3 separate regions of the Mus musculus genome follow, and all the other regions are linked to region 3. The links are chromatin loops, found by intact Hi-C in ENCODE. Cell type or tissue: left cerebral cortex. All regions are shown on one strand.

Evidence for each region. Hi-C counts contacts between places; a loop is a spot of excess contacts. Peaks named below come from ENCODE experiments on the same cell type or tissue, not always from the same donor. Only the 100,000 strongest peaks of a DNase experiment are listed, where the experiment ranks them.
Region 1: it touches region 3 in a loop (2.5-fold over the local background); 20 of 42 quality-filtered maps call a loop at or near these places.
Region 2: it touches region 3 in a loop (2.7-fold over the local background); 4 of 42 quality-filtered maps call a loop at or near these places.

Annotation. Positions count from the first base shown.
Region 1 is chr11:3,770,356-3,772,855 of GRCm38, reverse strand. The region is part of intron 2 of Osbp2 (oxysterol binding protein 2); the gene reads left to right. Among named protein-coding and RNA genes, the nearest start is that of Gm51882, 2.4 kb to the left of the region's middle. In left cerebral cortex, a CTCF peak has its summit at 1,334 (motif pointing left); a DNase peak (open chromatin) is centred at 1,241; H3K4me3 peaks cover 1,051 bases; H3K27ac peaks cover 1,733 bases.
Region 2 is chr11:3,913,698-3,916,197 of GRCm38, reverse strand. Slc35e4 (solute carrier family 35, member E4) reads left to right here and starts at 1,534. Exons shown (of 2, transcript NM_153142.3): 1 at 1,534-2,500. In left cerebral cortex, CTCF peaks have their summits at 1,448 (motif pointing right) and 2,219; DNase peaks (open chromatin) are centred at 1,520, 1,861 and 2,264; H3K4me3 peaks cover 1,215 bases; H3K27ac peaks cover 1,234 bases.
Region 3 is chr11:3,713,085-3,715,584 of GRCm38, reverse strand. It overlaps Osbp2 (oxysterol binding protein 2), which reads left to right. Exons shown (of 14, transcript NM_152818.3): 6 at 34-88; 7 at 351-497; 8 at 869-1,114. Among named protein-coding and RNA genes, the nearest start is that of Gm51881, 27 kb to the left of the region's middle. In left cerebral cortex, a CTCF peak has its summit at 951 (motif pointing left); a DNase peak (open chromatin) is centred at 941.

The DNA.
Region 1 (2,500 bases), 57 kb before region 3:
AGGCTACCTATTTTTACCCGTACTCTGAACAACTTAAAACCTCCTTAATAATTAAAGCAGGCTCATATCTCCTCTGTAACTGAAGGAGGTACCACTTGAGGGTTGCTAAATCCTATAGCTGATACTTAGTGATACCTAATCCTAGACCCAGTTCACATTTTTTGTTTTGCAAATAGTTTCGTTGTTGTAGCTTATATTGTGGGTAAGTCTCACAGTTGAAGTATCTGAGGAATAGGAGCTGAATCTTCCTGATAGATTCCTCAAGGCAAAAGATAATGAGGTGTAATGAATGCCTAGCAATCAAACCAGCATTATTTTGGTGAAAGCAGTTGAGCCTAGGTTGCCTTTCTGTGCCTCCGTGGCATGGCTTATAAAGTGGAGAACACAACGTTGACCTGGAGTGTAACGCCACAGTGCCAGCTTGGCACACAGGTGTTCAGGAGTACTCTTCATGTCTCTTCCCATGGTTTGTCTCCAATTTGTGAGGGCCTTGTGGGATAGCCTGGTCCAAACTTGGAGAAGACATTCCCTAGGTGGGGAGTGCCTTTGAGTCAGATGTCATCCAGGAATATTGGCTAGCCAGGCTTGGAGCCTGGATAAAAAGGTAAAGAGACTACTCCAGGAGGATCAGAGATGTAACACCGAAGGCCATAAGCATCCTCTATCCAAAGAAACAACTCCCAGGAAGGGCTTGGGACTGAAGCTGGGTCTGCAGCTGGGACTGTAGCTGGGCCTCCTGACCTCATCTCACTGCATCTTCTCCAGCAATGCCTCTCTTCCCATCTTGCTGATGGCCTGCCTATCCTCGTGGCAATAGCAGCTAACACTGGGCACCAGGTATTCTGAAAGCAATTCAGCTATAAACTAGCTGGGAGTAGAGAGCCATTGCCATCTTAACTATGTCAAGGAAGAGCCAGAGTGACTTGGTTGCAGGTATCTAAGGCCCAACTCTCACACGCGCCTCTCCAACATGATGAGAACATCTCACACAAACTGAGGGTCCCAAAGGAGGAAAGGCATGCCAAAGTCACACCCCATATCTAGGTATAGAATCCCGTTCTTTCCTCACACTGTGGTGACAAGTGCCCAAGGTGGGTGAAGGCAGAACTAATCGCAGTTGTGGGTGCCAGTGTTCAGCATACTGTCCCCTGCCAAGGATCTTTTCCCCACTCCTTTGAGTCCCTGGCCCCTCCCACTGTGCTGTTCCACAGCACTCCTGTAGCCAGCCTGGGTGATGCTGGTGGCTCTGTGGGAGAAGCTGCCATAAGACCTGGCACCTGTGTAGAGTCTCTTGCATACATGTCACGGGCCAGACAGCGCCCTCTGCTGCCTGGGAAGCCCATTTGCAGCAGACATTGAATTTGATTTCAGGGGTGATGAGGTCACCTAAAGGTCATCCAGTTGAGTTCCTTCCTCCTTTCATCTAATCCTACCTGCTAGAGGCTGGGCACTGGGTATTCACATAAGAAGACATGGTAGACGAATCGTTTACTGAGTGGACCTCGTGTTGCTCCTTTGCATAGCAGCCTGCCTCGGGACCTCTTATGCATACCCAGGAGCCTGTGTTCTTAATTGATTGTTCTAGTCTCTGGGCTACATTTTCAGGTACCAGGCCTCATCTTCTGTGTCTCCAGTCATGATTACCCCTCCCCTTCAACCCCTTCCCCATGAGCCTCATTCCTTCCTCCTCTTCCCACCTGCAGCCCGGCCCTGTCCCTTTTCCTGTCACATTTTCTTTGGGTTACACTCGTTCCCTCAGGCTATGCAGTTTCATCCCTGATTAAGTTCCCTACCGAGGTTGACATTTTTGCATCTGGCCACTTTCCCGCCTGGGATTCCTCAGAGCTGTGCCTTGTGTGTTTCAGGGACAAATTCTGCTCTTGCCACTGCTTTCCTGAAGAGCCTTCCCCTGCTAGCTCCTGGCTCTGGGAAGGCCTTTCTGCAAGTCAACTTTGGAGCCCACACTGCAAAGGAGTGCACTGTGCTCTCTATGCCTAGGCAGGATTTAAGTGCGGCCAATCCTGCCTGCACTCCTCCAGATCCAACCAGCTGTCTTCAGCACACTTTCCTCCCTGCTCTGACCTCATCACTCTTTCTTGGCTGGCTAGTCACAAGAACAAGAGTCTCACCCTGTGTATCAAGTGCAGCATTAGGTACCAGTCCTATGGTCTGCATTATGTCCTAACGCCCTGTACTTGTTGTTAGTGTGACCTTATTTGGGAAAAATAGGTCTCTGCAGATGTAATCTTTATGGCAAAGTCATTCAGGTTCCTATCGCAGCTTGACAGAAACACACACATGTGTGTGCATGCACACATACACAGGCACAGAATACACGTGCACACACATGAAAACATTGTATAGGGACACACATAGGCACTTACACACATTGTACATGCATGGACACATACATTCACATGCATATGCAAGGACACTATACAAGAACATACATGAATATGCATCCAACACATATGCACACACAGGAGGGCAGTCTACAAAG
Region 2 (2,500 bases), 200 kb before region 3:
AAGAAAAACAGACCATACCTCTCTCTGCAGCACAGTCACTAGGGAGAGGTTCTTTTTTTGCTTCCCAGCCTCCCTCAGAAGTGTTTCCTGCACCCCTGGCTTCGCAGGGAGGTGGGCCCCTCATACAGTAGGGCTCAAATTTGAGGGGTGCTGTGGGAGGCATAGGCTGCTCTGAGATCTTGAGTAGACCCTAAGGAACGTGAATGAGCCCTCTACCCCAGTGATATCCTCCTTGAATCCGGGCCTCCTGGCTCTGGATCCACAGTAAAATACAGTCTGATGTTGAGACAGGTTAAAATGGGTTTCTGAGGCTAGAGAGATGCTCAGTGGTTAAAAGCATTTACTGGGCTGGAGAGATGGCTCAGCAGTTAAGAGCACTGACTGCTCTTGAGTTCAATTCCCAGTAACCACATGGTGGCTCACAACCATCTGTAATGGGATCCGATGTCTTCTTCTGATGTTTCTGAAGATAGCTACAGTGGTGTATGCATATACATAAAATAAGTCTTTTTTTTTTTTTTAAAGCACTTACTGCCCTTGCAGAGGACCTAAATTTGGTCTTTAGCACCCACATAGTAGTTCACAGCCACTAGTAACTTCAGATGCAGGAGATCTGATGCCCTTTTGGCTCTGCAGGCACCGGCCATGCACATGGTGCGCACACTCACATGCAGGCAAATCACTCATCCATATAAAATATCTAACAAAAAAATTGTTCAAGGAGCTGGAGAGATGGCTCAGCAGTAGGAGAACTGGCTGCTCTTCCACAAAATCCAGGTTAATTCCCAGCACTCACATGGCAGCTCACAACTGTCTGTAACTCCAGTTTCAGGGGATCTGATGCCCTCACAGACATCCATGCATAGTTACAGATAGACAGACAGGCTAAACACCAATGCACATAAATCTTTTTAAAATGGGCACAGAAGTGGGCAGAGGCACCTGCTTGTAATCTCAGCATTCCCATACAGACATTCACACCACTAATAATAAACAAAAAATTTAAATAGGAAGAAATGCTTTTTAATTCAAAGAAGCTTAGTGGATAATGGATTAAAAATCCCAGAGGAATATAGTTCACTGAAAGCCCAGATTCCTCTTCTTAAAAAATGTGTGTGTGTGTGTGTGTGTGTGTGTGTGTGTGTGTGTTGGAGGGGGGAGGGGAGAGGCTCATTCAGTTTCCCTCCCATAACTCTTCTTGGAAAAACTATCTAAATGCCCCAGATTTTGATCCTTTCCCTGGAAGTCTCCTACCTACACTCTCTGCCCTTCAACTTGGGTTACTCAGCAGAGATCTACGGGTTCCCGCGGGTATCAGACTCATCGGAGGCAAGTGTGACAGTGTAGATTCCTGGTTCATCTGGGACAGAGATCTGATTTAGGTCTCAGGTGGGACTGGCTTATTTTCACCTGAATTTCTTTGGGAAGGGATTAGGAACGCTTGCAACAGTGCGGAGTCACGACCACCAGAGGGCGCTGCGGGCCGGGCTACACAGTTGCGCTTTGCGATCTTGTTTCTCTAGGCAGGTTGTCATCCAGGACTTGTTTGACAACAGAGCCGGGTGAGGCCTGTGCAGGTGAGCGGGAGCTTCCCCAGAAATCCAATTACCGGAAAGAGTCCAGGATGGACCTTGATTCTTGCTCACGCGTTGGGCTGGGAACAGGTCCCTGGGTTTCAGCTGCTTACCCTAACCTGAATTCAGGTGGGAAACCCGGGAACCATCCAGGATTCTGCTCCGTGGGCCTCATGAAACCCAGCTGTGAGTCACCTCGGAATGCCTAGGGAGCAGCACATAAAGTCGGCTAGCTCGGGATGGATGCCGGCCCGCTGTACCCTGCTTCCCGGAGCTGTGGTTAGCTTTGGTGATTCATTTCCCCTTCTGCTGCCCCAGAGGGGGCGCCGCCCTGGTTTGAGAGGGGGAGAAAAGATCTGGAGTGGAATGGAGGGGGAACAAGATGAGGCAGCCTTAAGGGACCACGTGGTCTAGCTCCGTTGAATTCCAAGATCTCAAGGAGACCTTTGTGGTCTGGGATCAGGTGATGTGGTATGTCTCACTTCAACGCCCTGCTTCTCGACGATGGCAGACAGCTTGGGGACGGCTCTGCAGAGTGCCCAGGGTTTCCAGCACTGGATACTGGTCTTTTTAAGGAAGGCTCTACTTGGCGCTGGAGACAATCCGGATTCCGGTTGGTGGCTGGTACAACCCACACTCTCCACTAAGGGATTCGCGGCCGCAGCTGCGCAAGCCAAGTCGGGAGGCGCAAAGGCTGTGGGAGGGGCTAGACGTCCGCCGGGCTCCGGGGCTGGTACTCGTGGGCGGGGCCCGGGCTGAGCCCAACTTTCCGGGTGGAGCGCAGCTTCGGTAGCGGCGGAGAGGGCAGGGCCGGGAAGCGCTGAGCCGCGCGGGACTCGGGAGGGACTAGAGCCCGGCGCCCGAAGCTGCCAGATCCACCGCGGGAGCCGAGCGGCAGCCAGAACAGCCAGAGCATCCTGAGAGGC
Region 3 (2,500 bases):
GTCCATAACTTGACTCTTCTTCATTTTCTGCAGAAAGCCTGAGAGTGGACCTGGGACCACCACTGTGGACTGGACCTCAGCAGATAATGTATGTGAGGTGGGAACACACAAGAGCCAAGGGTGGTGGGCACCTCAGCCTCGGGGGTGAGGAGGTATCAGCACAATGGGCCACCTTTGGGTCCCAGATCTGCCTCCCCTGTAGGGCAAAGGTTGCCTCTGCCTTTCCTACCAAGCAGTTTAACAGCATACGACCTTCTGTCAGTCCTTGGAGGGTCAAGAGCAAGTGCATGGGCCTAGAGGACCAGTGGAGCTCGGGGGTCTGCTGATGCGCGTGCCTGTTCCTCTGGCAGGTATTAGATGGTGCCTCATTCATGCCCAAGAATTCATGCAAAGTTAAGAGGCGAGTCCGCATCCCTGACAAACCCAACTATAGCCTTAACCTCTGGAGCATCATGAAGAATTGTATTGGCCGAGAGCTTTCCCGGATCCCCATGCCGGTAGGCACCCTCTGCAGAACACTTAGTCCATGGTTCCAAACAAGGAGACTCTGCATCCCCCATCTGTAGACCCCTGGGCCCACTGTTCCTGGCTTTGAGCCTGATGGCCCAGCTCTGGGCATGTGGTAGCCTGATGCCATGGCTTTCATGGAGTTGACATCCTAGTGAGAGAAGGGGACAGTGTACATAATCAGGGTGACACCAAGTGGCATGTCAATGAGGGACATGTGCCCGAGGAGAGAAATGGAGGCAGGGGGTGCTGACATGGAACCTCACGGTGGCAGTGCCACCAGTGTAGGGCTGTCCTGTGGTATCTAAGAAAGGCAGGGACATTCTGATGACCACCGACCACGGGCCTGCAATACCCACAGGTGAACTTCAATGAGCCCCTGTCCATGCTCCAGCGACTTACAGAGGACCTGGAGTACCACCACCTGCTGGACAAGGCGGTGAACTGCACCAGCTCGGTGGAGCAGATGTGCCTGGTAGCCGCCTTTTCTGTGTCCTCCTACTCCACCACGGTGCACCGCATCGCCAAGCCCTTCAACCCTATGCTCGGGGAGACCTTCGAGCTGGACCGTATGGAGGACATGGGCCTGCGTTCCCTCTGTGAGCAGGTACGGACAGCTACTCATCCGGCCAGATGCTACTTGTCAGGCTCGTGGTCAGAGTGAGACAAATGGGCTACAGCCTGCGAACCGGACGGAACCTTCAGTTCATGTCTTGCCATGAGGGGTTTCTCTGGGTAGCTCTGAGGGGCAATGGACCCCTCTTGGCAAGGTCAGGTCCAAAGTCTCCTAGACACAGTGAGAGGCATGGGAGGAGAGTCTGGCGAGATAGGGTCTGGCTGGTGATGGGAGGGAAGGACTAATCCCCCAACCAGGGATTAGTGGAACCAAAATAGAGGGTAGTTTACAGGGTCACTAGCAAGTGTAGACAGGCTAGAGCATAGGTCACCACTGAGCTAAGTGTCAGGCAGCGGCCTGGGACATGCATATTGGGAAGGACACATCCCTGGTCAATATCCCCTCTACCCTTTCCCCATGAAGATAAGTCAGCTCTACCCATGGTCACATGGTAGCCTGATGCTGAACCAGGGCACATTTTGAGTAGAGGGCCCAGTGCTGTAGGGCTGCTCTGGGGGCCCCGGGGTTCGGCCAGAACCCTGAAAGTCACCTGAGCAGGCTGCAGCTTAGAGATGCTCCAGGACCCTGTCAGGTGATAGCAGTAACCAACACAAGGTCACAGTGGCTGAGTGTGAAACAGGGACCAGGAAATACGCTGATACTTCAGTTGTGGGGCTTGGGGGTCCCCGAGTCTTCTCATTCAGTCAGTGGCGAGTGCCCTAGAGGTGCCGGAAGACACAGTGGGGACTGGAAGACACAGAGGTCTTGTTTGGGGTGAGGGTGGGGCGCAGGGTGTTAGGTGCTTCTGGCTGTTTAGGCAGTGTGGTCAGCTGACGGGCTTGGCTGTGCATGGTGGTGGAATACGTGTGGTCAAGCAGACGGGAGAGGGGCAGATGGAAGAGACAGTAATCATGGGCAAGCACTGGGCTCACTTAATCCCTGAGGCACCCTGCAAAGTAAAGAATCTGGGCCCAGACAGCCTGGCAGTTGTGGAATTGGGGTGGGGGTGGGTCATGAAGAGTTGATGGCGCTGCCACTCTAGGTAGGAAAAGGGACATCAGACAGGAATTGTGGGGCAGGGTAGCAGACAAGGGTGTTCTGTGCCGTAAGAGGAAGGCCTGTGGTACTTGGGGCCTATGGTGGGACACTGATAGGACTCCCACTCCAAAGTCAGGCCAGAGTCTTTCCAGAATATGGTTCCACCAGTCTGCCCTTCACCTATTTGGGACTAGCCTGAACTACAACCTACCAGGCATGTGTCACCTTAGTTACTTTTATATTGCTGTGATAAAATACTTTGAAGAGAAGATTTAATGGGGCATATAGTTATGGATTAGCACTTACACCATAGAGAGTCAGGGTTTCTGATGGTGGAGT